Regions from separate parts of the Homo sapiens genome. Here region 1 is linked to region 2. The links are chromatin loops, found by intact Hi-C in ENCODE. Cell type or tissue: PC-9. All regions are shown on one strand. Links, peaks and the distances in the headings refer to the core of each region. The heading gives the core; the rest is flanking DNA.

What was found. Hi-C counts contacts between places; a loop is a spot of excess contacts. Peaks named below come from ENCODE experiments on the same cell type or tissue, not always from the same donor. Only the 100,000 strongest peaks of a DNase experiment are listed, where the experiment ranks them.
Region 1: a loop joins it to region 2, with 2.9 times the contacts of the local background. A loop is called at or near these places in 1 of 110 quality-filtered maps.

What each region holds. Positions count from the first base shown.
Region 1 is chr2:172,992,982-172,998,662 of GRCh38, reverse strand. It overlaps RAPGEF4 (Rap guanine nucleotide exchange factor 4), which reads right to left. Exons shown (of 31, transcript NM_007023.4): 16 at 2,109-2,197. Among named protein-coding and RNA genes, the nearest start is that of MAP3K20, 80 kb to the left of the region's middle. In PC-9, for the core only: CTCF peaks have their summits at 2,311 and 2,515; DNase peaks (open chromatin) are centred at 1,952 and 2,652; H3K4me3 peaks cover 522 bases; H3K27ac peaks cover 3,418 bases.
Region 2 is chr2:172,929,002-172,934,682 of GRCh38, reverse strand. The region is part of intron 6 of RAPGEF4 (Rap guanine nucleotide exchange factor 4); the gene reads right to left. Among named protein-coding and RNA genes, the nearest start is that of MAP3K20, 140 kb to the left of the region's middle. In PC-9, for the core only: CTCF peaks have their summits at 2,350 and 2,551 (motif pointing right); DNase peaks (open chromatin) are centred at 2,562, 3,172 and 3,232; H3K4me3 peaks cover 1,144 bases; H3K27ac peaks cover 1,360 bases.

The DNA of each region.
Region 1 (5,681 bases), core at 449-5,448, 64 kb before region 2:
ACTAAATATGGAGTAACTTTTCTCCAGCATAGTTCTTATCATGTTCTTCTTGCTCAGACATCTTCAACCACTTCCCAGTGCTTGGCTCTACCTTTTTGTTGTTGTTGTGCAAGCTGGAGTGCAGTGGCATGATCATAGCTCACTGTAGCCTCAAACTCCTGGGCTCCAGTGATCCTCCCGCCTTGGCCCCCAAAGTGCTGGGATTACAGGCATGAGCCACTGCACCCAGCCGGCTTTACATTTAAGACTCTCTAAGATCTATACCCCAATTCTTAAACCTTTCCTTCGTTTTCCAACTTACGTATACAATAGTCCAGTAAAAATCCGACCACTCACTCTTCCCTGTCTATTTCTAGGTCAGTGCTAATATTATCCCTTAGTATGGATGGCTTTGTCCCTATCTCTAATTACTGGTTACCAGCCTCCTTCAGGGCCACTCTATATTTTCCATGATACTTTTCTAGATCCCTCACCTAGTCAGTGTCCCTGAAGCACTAACCACATTCTGCCTTATATTCAAGTTATGTGCACATTCCTTTATGTCTTCTAACAGATTATAAGCTTCCTGAAGGCAGGAGAATGATTCCTTGTTCACATTGCCTAGTCCAAAGCATCTAGCTTAGTGTCTGCCCAACAAGATACTCAACAAATATTGACCTGAGAATAATTGGCCTGGAGCCAGTGATCCTGACGATTATATCTACTATACCCTAATTAATTTGCTACATAAAAAACCTCAGGTAATCTATGTATAAAATGAGAAACTGGAATGAGAAGATAAAATAAGAATTCAGTGGTAAAATACCTTTAGGAGGTATATAATAATAATAATGATATCTTCAACTTGAATATATAGCAAAGGTCAATTATGGAAATGGATTTTGAACTAAGTTTTTGAGATAAATCTCTGAACTTCTTTTAGTGAGAAAGGCTCTTCTATGGAGCTCAATGTGCTTAAAATATTAACCCACAACATTATTCTGAGAGACAGGCAGTAGCATAGGATTAAAAAAAAAACACGTTGCGTGTGGGCTGTTGCAAAGTCATATACAAGATGGTAACCAAAGTGGAACACAATTTTATAACTCTGAACACTTAGTTCACTGGTGAGATTTGTTTTATTCACCCTAGAATTTCTGTGTCTTAGGTAACAAGACTGACTCACTGTAAGCAGATGTTATGTGTTGAATTGTATCCCCCCAAAAAGATATGTTGAAGAACTAACCTCCAGTATCTCAGAATATAATCGTCTTTGGAAATAGGGTCTTTGCAGATGTGGTCAAGTTAAGGTGAGGTCCTTAATGAGGGCCTTAATCCAATATGACTGCCATCCTTATAAAAAGGGGTAACCTTGGACCCAGAGACAGACAGGCACAGAGGGAAGGCTATGTGAAGAGTCACAGGGAGAATGCTGTGTGAACATGAGGGCAGAGATCCGGATGATGCATCTACAAGCCAAAGGATGCCAAAGATAGCCTGCAAACCACAGGAGGCTAGGAGAGAGGCATGGAACAGATTCTCCTTCACAGCCTTCAAAAGGAACCAACCCAAATATCACCTTCAGCTAGGATTTCTAGCCTCTAGAACTGTAAGACAATATAATTTTGTTGCTTGAGCTACCCAGTTGGTGGTAGTTCATTAGGGCAGCCCTAGCAAACGAATGGTGGCATTTAGTTATATTCTAGAGCAGCTGGACTCTACAACAACTGCAGAGAGAAGTATCTTACTCCCAACTGGAGCAAGGCTGTACCTTTTATGTAGGCAGCTTCAAATCCTTCGTGGGAATAGGTAGGATGTATGATAAACCCAATAGATGCCTATAGAAGGTGGGATTTGAATAACTTAAGAGAGAGATGCCTAGGGAAGATGAGGCATAGTATGTAGAAATGAGGCTGAGTCATTTCTAGAGAACAGTCAGGATTGGGGAGGGAAGACGACAGTCAGAAGGACTGTTCCCAGTCAGGTCACACAGAGATGCTTTTCAAATATCAATACACAGAATCCCCTTCCCAAACTGCTTTCGCTATACACACTGCAAATGAATTCAGGACTTTTAAACAATGCTATGCATGGATTTAATGGACATGCAAACGGTTCTATGTGTATACCTGTTGCTTCATTTAAAGTTGCCTCAAGGCGTATTGTTTCTAGAAAATGCTCTAAAATTTTTTCAGGTGTTCCTGACATCACAGTATACCTGGATAAGAAACAAAAATGCCATTAATTTTTCAAAAGTGGGCAAATCATTAAAAAAACTTTTACTTATCTAAGTTTTTTTTTTTTTTAATTTGAGATCCCAGGGAACCATATACCTTTCATGGTAAGAGAGACCACACACTTTGTCAAAGTCACACAAGAAGACAAAACAAACAAACAGAAAACCCACAAAGTGAAGTCGTTACTACAAACACTGTTCTTTTTTCCCTATATGGAAATAAGGTAAACTTCTTGAAGAGCAGCTTTAGCAGGCTGGGAACTGAGAAACTTCAGTCTTTTTTCCAAAGGAGAATAAAAAGGAACATGTAAAACCCAGGGCAGTTCAGGTCAGGCAGGGGGAGCTGGTGAGGGGAAGTGAGAGTAAGCTAGGTTATCCATATATGGGTTACTCATAGCAAAACTTCTTCCCACACTGGATTCCCCCGCCTATTTCTGGAATGCTCTGTCTTTCCCAACTGTACACTGGTATGTGCTTTGGAAATTCAGCTAATAATAAAACGAGAGAAAGCAAACAAAACCCCATAACACTGATGAGCAAACAAACAAACCCCAGTAGATCATGAATGGGAAATAAATCAGCAGTAGAAAATCCTTATAATTTATTTCAATGCCAGATATAAATTACTGGGGGTTATATTAGACATTATTTCAGAAGATCTTTCCATGGTGTTCTTCAATTAACACAGGAGGATTTATTTTTTAAGTTGCATGTGAACTGTTTCAAAATCATACTCAAGACAGTGACAAAACACTACTATGTGGGAGCTGTAGACAAAATACATTCAGATGATCTGAGTGCTTCTCTTCCAAAACTCAGGCTTTGCTTTTCTGCTTGGAATTTCACTTAAAAATAACAGGCAAGTAGGGGCCAGGCGCAGTGGCTCACGTCTGTAATCCTAGCACTTTGGGAGGCCGAGGCGGGCGGATTGCCTGAGCTCAGAAGTTCGCAACCAGCCTGGGCAACACGGTGAAGCCCCGTCTCTACTAAAATACAAAAAATTAGCTGGGCGTGGTGGCACATGCCTGTAGTCCCAGCTAGTTAGGAGGCTGAGGCAGGAGAATTGCTTGAACCCGGGAGGCGGAGGCTGCAGTGAGCGGAGATCACACCACTGCACTCCTGCCTGGGTGACAGCAAGACTCCATCTCAAAATACAAACACACACACACACACACACACACACACACACACACACACACACAAACAGGCAAGTAAAAACAACAATGAAAATAAAATTGTCTAATGTTCAGAAAGCAGTGAGAATTCAGCTCTGGTTTCCTTGCCTGTTTGAGACTTTTGAGGTGTGTTGAGATCCCAAGAGTAACTCTTAACATATTGTTAAATCTCAGGATCTTAACCCATGGCCTGAGGGAGTGATGTGCAGACATTTTAACATATGTGCATGTGAAAATGGTGAGGGGAGCACCTCTGGTATTGAATGAGGTGGCCAATGCAGTCTATCTGGAAGGCAGCTGTTAGCTAAAACTATAGTGCGCGCACAAGACCAAAAGGAAGCTAAACAGTTAAGTCTTTGAGGAAACCTGGCTTTGGAGCCTAGAGGAGGAGAGAAGGGGAATAGAAAAAAAAAATAGTCTACTTTCATCTCAAAAGTCTGACCCCTTTCTCAAAAGAGATAAGGTAGAAGACAATGGTTTTTCCTCTTGTGGGCAATGCATATTTGAGGAAAGAAGAGGGCATATTTATAAATGACTTTCGATATTGAAATAGAGAATATTGCTCAATTAATTCAGTAATTCCTGAAATATATGATTCTTTGATAGCACTCACCAGATGAGCTGGAAGAAGAGTAGCGTTGGCCACATTAATCAGGAAACGGGGTTAGAGAGAGCAACATCTGTCGAATGTTTACTATGCCCTAGACAGCTAGGTGGGCACTGAATAAGGTCGTCCTGTTTACTCCTGCTAGTTAAATATTATCTTCATTCTGCAGATGGAGAGACCGCTCAGGACGGGGAGGCATCATGCCTCAGGTCACAGAGTTAGTAAATGGGAGACCTCTGACATGAGCCAGGTGTGTCTGGCTTCAGAGAACAAGCATGAGTTTCATGGCACTTTTCTGCTTGTACAGCAAGACGCTCCACATGGAGACCAGGTCTAGCTACCTGGAGCTTTTTCAGAACAGGAAATTCTCCATGTAATTAACAACCTTCCTCTAAAGAGGGCTTGTTCAGTTTGTTTCTGAAAACGAGTTTTATTTCAATAGGAGTATATGTACATTCCATAACATGAAAACTGAATGGGGGGAAAACCAGTCTGTTACTTCGCGTGGCACCAGGCTGCTGGGAAGTTGCAAGCTCTATAGCTAGCCGTGTGACTCATACATCAGTTTGTAAAATGTGTCCCCTTGTCAAAAGTTTAATTCTACTAGAAGGTTGGCTTCACATTCTGGTATTCTTTGTTTGGACATCCTTTAGCTAGGGCATTATGGCTGGTCAAAAGTAATAGAGATCTGAGAGGCAAGCCAGATGCCTGATCACCTCTCTAGAAAGTGGCCTCTCTAAGCTCTGCCCACCTGGCCAGTCGGAGACCCCCAGGATCTTTCTTTTGCTACCAAAGACTTCCTCTCGTGGTACAGTTGCTGTGGCCACCTTACCCCAGCTTCTCTTCACAGCTCCACAGAAGGCTATTAGGTGCTAACATTCCCTTAGGGTGGGGGACTCCAAGATGGAGGGGCCAGGAACTTCTGGCCAGACACAGCCCTCTGGGTTCTTGGGGTTCTGGGTTTGGCTGAAACATCACGTGACGGCTTTGTTTCCCACTGTCCACTGCCAGGCACCTACTGCTTGGCCTCTGTTTAAAATGAGGTCAGGACCACTTGAAGACCACACAGCATGACCCTTTTCAGTTTATTTCATGAAAGAGCGACTCTAGTCCAAGTTAAAAGCAAACTCCAATTGGTTACATTATATAAGCTATGAAGTTTTAAACCTCTGACATAAAATATTTTTCTGCAAATGAGGACACTACAATCTGTTCCTAGAATAGAGAAGGGTGTGGAGAAGGGGACCTGAAAGAGACTGTCTTCCTGCACACAGGATGGAGTTGAGCAATGAGAAAACAGTCTAAGATAAAAGCAACACAGTAACGAAAACAGGAATATGCATTTCAAATTCTTTCTTACTAAACCCGCATAACCACACAGCAGAAAGACATGCGAAACAGTAAACGACTAAGGGCTCCATGGAATTTATCCTTCATGGCAAATATTGTCTTATTATTGACATTTTTAATATCACACTCAGAGTTGAGATGCTTAGGTAGAGTCAGGAGGTTTTGAAAGTTAAAAATGTGCACATAAACTATTCTGGATTTTTCAGGGAAAAAAATGAACCAGAAAAATAACATTATTAGCAGCACCAACATGGTGACCCTTTTTGAGCTCAAAAAGGATAATTTCTGAGGAGAGGCCCTACAGCTTCCTAAATTTTAAGTCCATCCATACACA
Region 2 (5,681 bases), core at 487-5,486:
ACAAGGCTCTTAGAGTGTGTATTTTGGTATTTTGGTACTTAACTCCAATCTCTCTCAGTACCACATTCTGAAATAATTATCTGTTTACCTAACTCTCTCCCCCATTAGGTGGTTTGCTCTTTGAAATCAATAATTCATTGCATTGGACTTTTTGGACTTTGTATCTCCAGAGCCTACATGGCACACAGTAGAAACTTAATAAATGTTAGTTAATATAAAAAGGATTAAATAGGGCTGGGCGTGGTGGCTCACACCTGTAATCCCAGCACTTTGGGAGGCTGAGGCAGGTGGATCGCCTGAGGTCAGGAGTTCGAGACCAGCCTGACCAACATGGTGAAACCCAGTCTCTACTAAAAAATACAAAAATTAGCCGGGCATGGTGGTAGGTGCCTGTAATCCCAGCTACTTGGGAGGCTGAGGCAGGGGAATTGCTTGAACCTGGGAGGTGGAGGTTGCAGTGAGCCGAGATTGCGCCATCGCACTCCAGCCTGGGTGACAGAGCAAGACACTGACGCAAAAAAAAAAAAAAAAAAAAGGATTAAATAAAATATAGTTATTTTTTCTACTATTACAAAATTACCTCACTCCTTCAAACTTTATTAATTAGAAATTTGTGACTAGGCTAGAAAAATTAATTTACTCGAGGAAAAAGGGGATTATTAACCCATTTAGTAGTGTAAGAAACTGTAAAAAGAATGATTAAACTAATTAAGAGAATAAATTGTTTCAAGCAGGCCATAGCCATTTAAAGTCACCTATTGATATAGAAATAATTTGTGAACTAAGTTACAAATAACATCCCTCTACCTATTCATTAAATTAGGTCCCTGAGGATGTCTATTAAATAATGCTTTGTTAGCCTGGTTCACTTAGCTGTTTTTACTTGAAATATTACATAAATCAACCTTTTATTAATTTAAAAGGTGAAACCTGAAAGCATATACAGAGTTAACTTATAAACATAAATGATCTTAAATATATAACATATAATAGGGGCCAAAACAAACCTGATAAAATTCTTGCTGATTTATGTCTCACTATTTCATTTCTTTCAGACACATTTTAATTTCATTCATGCCCCGGGCATGTCCTACTCAGTGCAAATCCCTATCATCTATCTCATTATCACTCTCTAGTCTAATGTTTATCATTATTAGCTATTGACTGCACCCAGGTACGGTGCAAAATCTAATTACACTTCATTCTTGGATACTGCCCAGTACAGTGACCTTGAAACCAGGTCTCCAAACTCACTCTACTCTCATCCTTCCCTCCCTCGGTTGATGGCAGTTGCATCCTTCCACGTGTTCAAGCCAAAACCCTTGAAGTCACCCTTGAGTACCTTCTCTCTTACCTCGTATTTAATCCATCAGAAAATCCTATGGACTCTATTTCCAAAATCCATCTAGAATGCAACACTTTCCACCCCTCCACTGCAACTCCACCATCATCTCTAGCTTTCCATGAAGTACACATGAGTTTCCTAGGATTCAAAGAATTTAGTAACACTGTTACTTAAAACTACTTCCATCCCCAGCTTCCTGTTTTTGTGAATGAGTTTTCCCAGTGCTTGCATACATAAAAACCAAGAAGAAGAATGAAACTGCTATTTCCTAAAGGTGCATGAATTGACTTTTTAAAATAATTCATTTTTTAAAACACTTGCCAAAGTCACCCAGTGATGCATTTCTAATAGTAATTTACTTTAATGTTTAATATTTTTGTACAGAAATTTATAAAATATTTATTTTGTTTTGATGATCATATATATCTACTTATTGTCATAACCCAATCTAGAAGAAAAGTTGTAACAAAGACCCATGGTCACAAGAGATTTTAAAACACGAATATTTAAATGTAAGTACATATTTTTGATACATGTTCAGTATGAGGGTGATCCATAAGAGACTTTCAACCACAAACATACGTTACAACGTGAAGCTGCCATACTAACCCTGGGCAGCTCATATTTGGACAGTTAACATGAGTAAAAAAAAATCTATTTAAGATGCTGTTGTGTTTGAGTCTTTGTTATTATAGCTGAATCTGGATGACAAAGTCGTCTGGCCTGGAAAACAATATGTTACAGTAGAATAAATTTCTACAGAGGAAATAAAATGGGAATATGACTTAAACAACAAAAGGAAATAATATAACATTGTAACTATTAAAAAGCTTGTTCATATATTTTTTTAAGTGGTGAGCAACAAATTATTTTTCACAATGCCTGGTCTAATACACTGTATGCATTCCATAAAAACTCGCTGATTAACAGCCCCATTCCTTGAGAAAATTTGTTTAACTTACAGGACTGGAACTCAATTGTTCTGTATGGACTTGCAGACCAGACCATGCTGCATTTAGCAAAGTCAAATATCAACAATATGTGAGAATGGAAGACTATATATGTGCACATATGAATGGATGAATGAGTGAATGAGCTGGTTATTTTGGTGGTTTCCAAGTACTAGGAATCTTACAAACGAAAATAACATTTACTACGAATATTTCCACTTTTCATCCAAATATCTTGTGCCATGTAACTAAAACTTGAAGGTTAGACATGCATGAACACCGGAATGACCACCAGAGGGAGCCCACGTGTTTTTCTGAATATGCCAAACACCAAATTGAGAAAAAGGAAGAAAACACACACAAAATATAAAGCTGGGGGTGGGCGCATGGGGGTGGGGGTGGGGGGCGCATGGGAGTCAAGGGGTGTGAGGAGTGGCGGGAAGGGGAAAGGGAAGCATTACCTGTTTCAGTTATTTAAGAGACTATATTATTGAATGACAGAACCATTTACGCATCTATGTTACAAATCCTTTTACTAGGCAGCTGTACACTGCAATGCTTTGACACTTATAAAAGGAGAATTGGTTAAACGTAAGATTTAAAAAATCTCACATAACCTAAAACTAGCAGGTCCTGGGTGGGCTGCTGTGATAACATCCATGACTCTCCGATGTGCCCCAAACAAGCCAGCTGCCTTCTCCAGCTTATCTTTGTGTTCCTGCTCTCACTGTCTATTCCGGTTCATCTTTGTGGTTAACTTTGGAGGAAGGTTTGGGTGTGGCTTCCTCACTTTGTTTGGGATTGGGCTATCAAATTACAGCACCAGAGGAGCACTTGGTGTGACTTGGGAATTTCTGATTCTCCTGTCTGAGCCAAGTTTATAAGGACGGTAAGATGAATGACTTTCCATTTGTTGTCCTGAAGTCTTCCCAGAACTGAGAATTGAACCAAGTGCCAACAGGAAGCAAGAGCACCTCTCTAAGGCTTTCCAGGCCCAATCTCCACTTACACCAGAACCCACAGGCCTGCCTCAGAGAGCTCCCCGCAAGCTAGAAAAATATCCTGGGACTGAGGCTATAGAAACAGGATGTGATCTTATCTAGAATTACGCTCCATGTAAACTGAATAGAATGTTTTCTATTTGAGATCGTTGTCGAGTTTTGGAATCCCCTCCCACCTGTTCAGTCCCCCCGCCCCCCAGCGCCCCCCCCCCCCACCCCGGCCTGGCTTGATCTTACTAATCCTTTTATTGTGGTAAGTCAGATCACCATTATACCAGTGAGGAAACTGAAGCTCCTGGAAATGAGTGACTTGTTCAGTGTCACTGGCTATTAAGTGTCAGGGATGGGAACTGGCAAACATGCGCTTCTAGGGACATGGATTGTAACAATGAATGAGTATTGAACCCCGTCATACTAATGTCTTTGGAGACAGAAAGAAAATTATTGTCTTCCTTTTCCCTCAAACTACAATTGAGTGAAAAGCATGACAGAAGTGAATTCAATGACTTAGCCCTTGTTTTACCCAGAATTTTCATGGTATGTTTTCCCAAGTTTCTTTTATGTCTGGATGGGGTGATCATAAATCATGTATGCAAATAAATTAGCACAAACAAATTGAATCCCACAGGCTTAGGTACTGGGCTGAATGCTGCTAAATTTAACATGCTTATTAATGCCTTGAATATGGAATCAAATCAAAAACATTCTTATCAAATTTAACAATGATACCCAATTGAGTGGGGGTGGCTGGCAGTTAGGAGAGCTAGTTTGAAATTTAAAATGACCTTGACAAACAGAAAAGGAAAAAGAGGGCAAAATTCAATAGAAAGCTTTGCAAAGTAATTCATTCAAAAGAGGGGGGCAAACAAAGAGAACAACAGAAATGAGGGAGTATTGATTGGGTAATTATAACGGAAAAGGAGCTGGAGGTCAGAGTGAACAATAGCCTCCAAACTCAAGCTAGTTCTGTATTTTAAAAAAGAAGGCATGATTTTGAGAAGTAAAATAGGGGGAAACTCAAGCTAATTCCCCCTCCAGACTCAAAATAGATCAAGCTCTTTGAGGAGGGGTGAGGAAGGTGTCTTGTTGGGACACTGGAATGCCTATGGCTTGGAAGCCAGGTTTTTATAACTTTGAAAGGGATCCTTAGAAAGAAGAGTGCCCAAAATAATTCAGAAGAGAAAATTCGGGTACTCTTTTCCTGTGTTCATGCAATGCTATCAGCCTGGCATATTGTTTTCCTTCCCCCTGGGTAGCACCCACCCAGACATTGCCTCCTCTGTGGGGCTACTTTGAACCCTTTCCCTTCTTCTTAACAAGAACTTCACAGCCCCACTATGTGTCTCCACAAAGCAGATACTAGAGGCCAGCACTGGCTAAGTCCTTGGCATACATTATCTCATTAATACTCTTGAACACCTCCCTGGGCAAGATGCTACTATTATTCTCCTTCTGTAGATGAGGAAACAAATGAGTAAGGCAGTTAAGTAACTTGTTCATGTTCCCATGTTAGAAATTGGCAGAGCTGGGAGTTTAACTGAAACCCTAAGAGCTCCTAAATCCCTGTCCTGAGGCCACACTACCCTGATGACATGAGCACCCACAATACTTCACTGTTCTTATTTGTTCACGTGTGCTTCTGTCTAGGCTGCAGTGCCATATTTTCATAGTCCTATATGACGGCCTGAGATTGATCAATAAATGTTCATTAAATTGAAGATTTTCAAGCAAGCAGTGGTATATTCCAGGGGTGTTTCTGAGTCATTCTTTGGCTGAAGGGAAATAGAAAAGAAAACTAAATTAAACTAAAAAGGATTTAGACATTTATAAAAACTGGCAATAGGAATTCTGAACAATTCTGGACCATATTAGTAAAGGTGATTTGACCATTTTCTTTTCTGAAAATTTTAAAGAATTGAAATTGCTATATACATATTTATACATGTACAAATACATATGTATGTGTCTATATATATTATGTGTATATGTATATATATGTGCATTTATCTGTCATCTGTCTTCAATGTAATGTCATCTAAAGGTAAAGAGGGTGACTACGGAATATTTAATATCTGTGGACTTAGGGAACCTGCCTGACACAGAATTGTTGGTAGAAGAGAATCTAAACCCTAAATGACATGTCAACACTAGATTAGTTTATCCAATCTGAGAACACTATAATTTTTTCTGCTAACCATAAGACATATTTTGCAAATAATTTGTTCTCAGTTTCTCAAAACAATAAAAATTCAAACACATCAAACATAAGGGATACTATCTATTTTATTCTCACAGTTAATTGAGATAACATGCTAGCAGCCCAAAGTAACTGGTGATGACGATAATTGCCTTCAGTACAGGAGAAAATATCTCTGAAGACAGCAA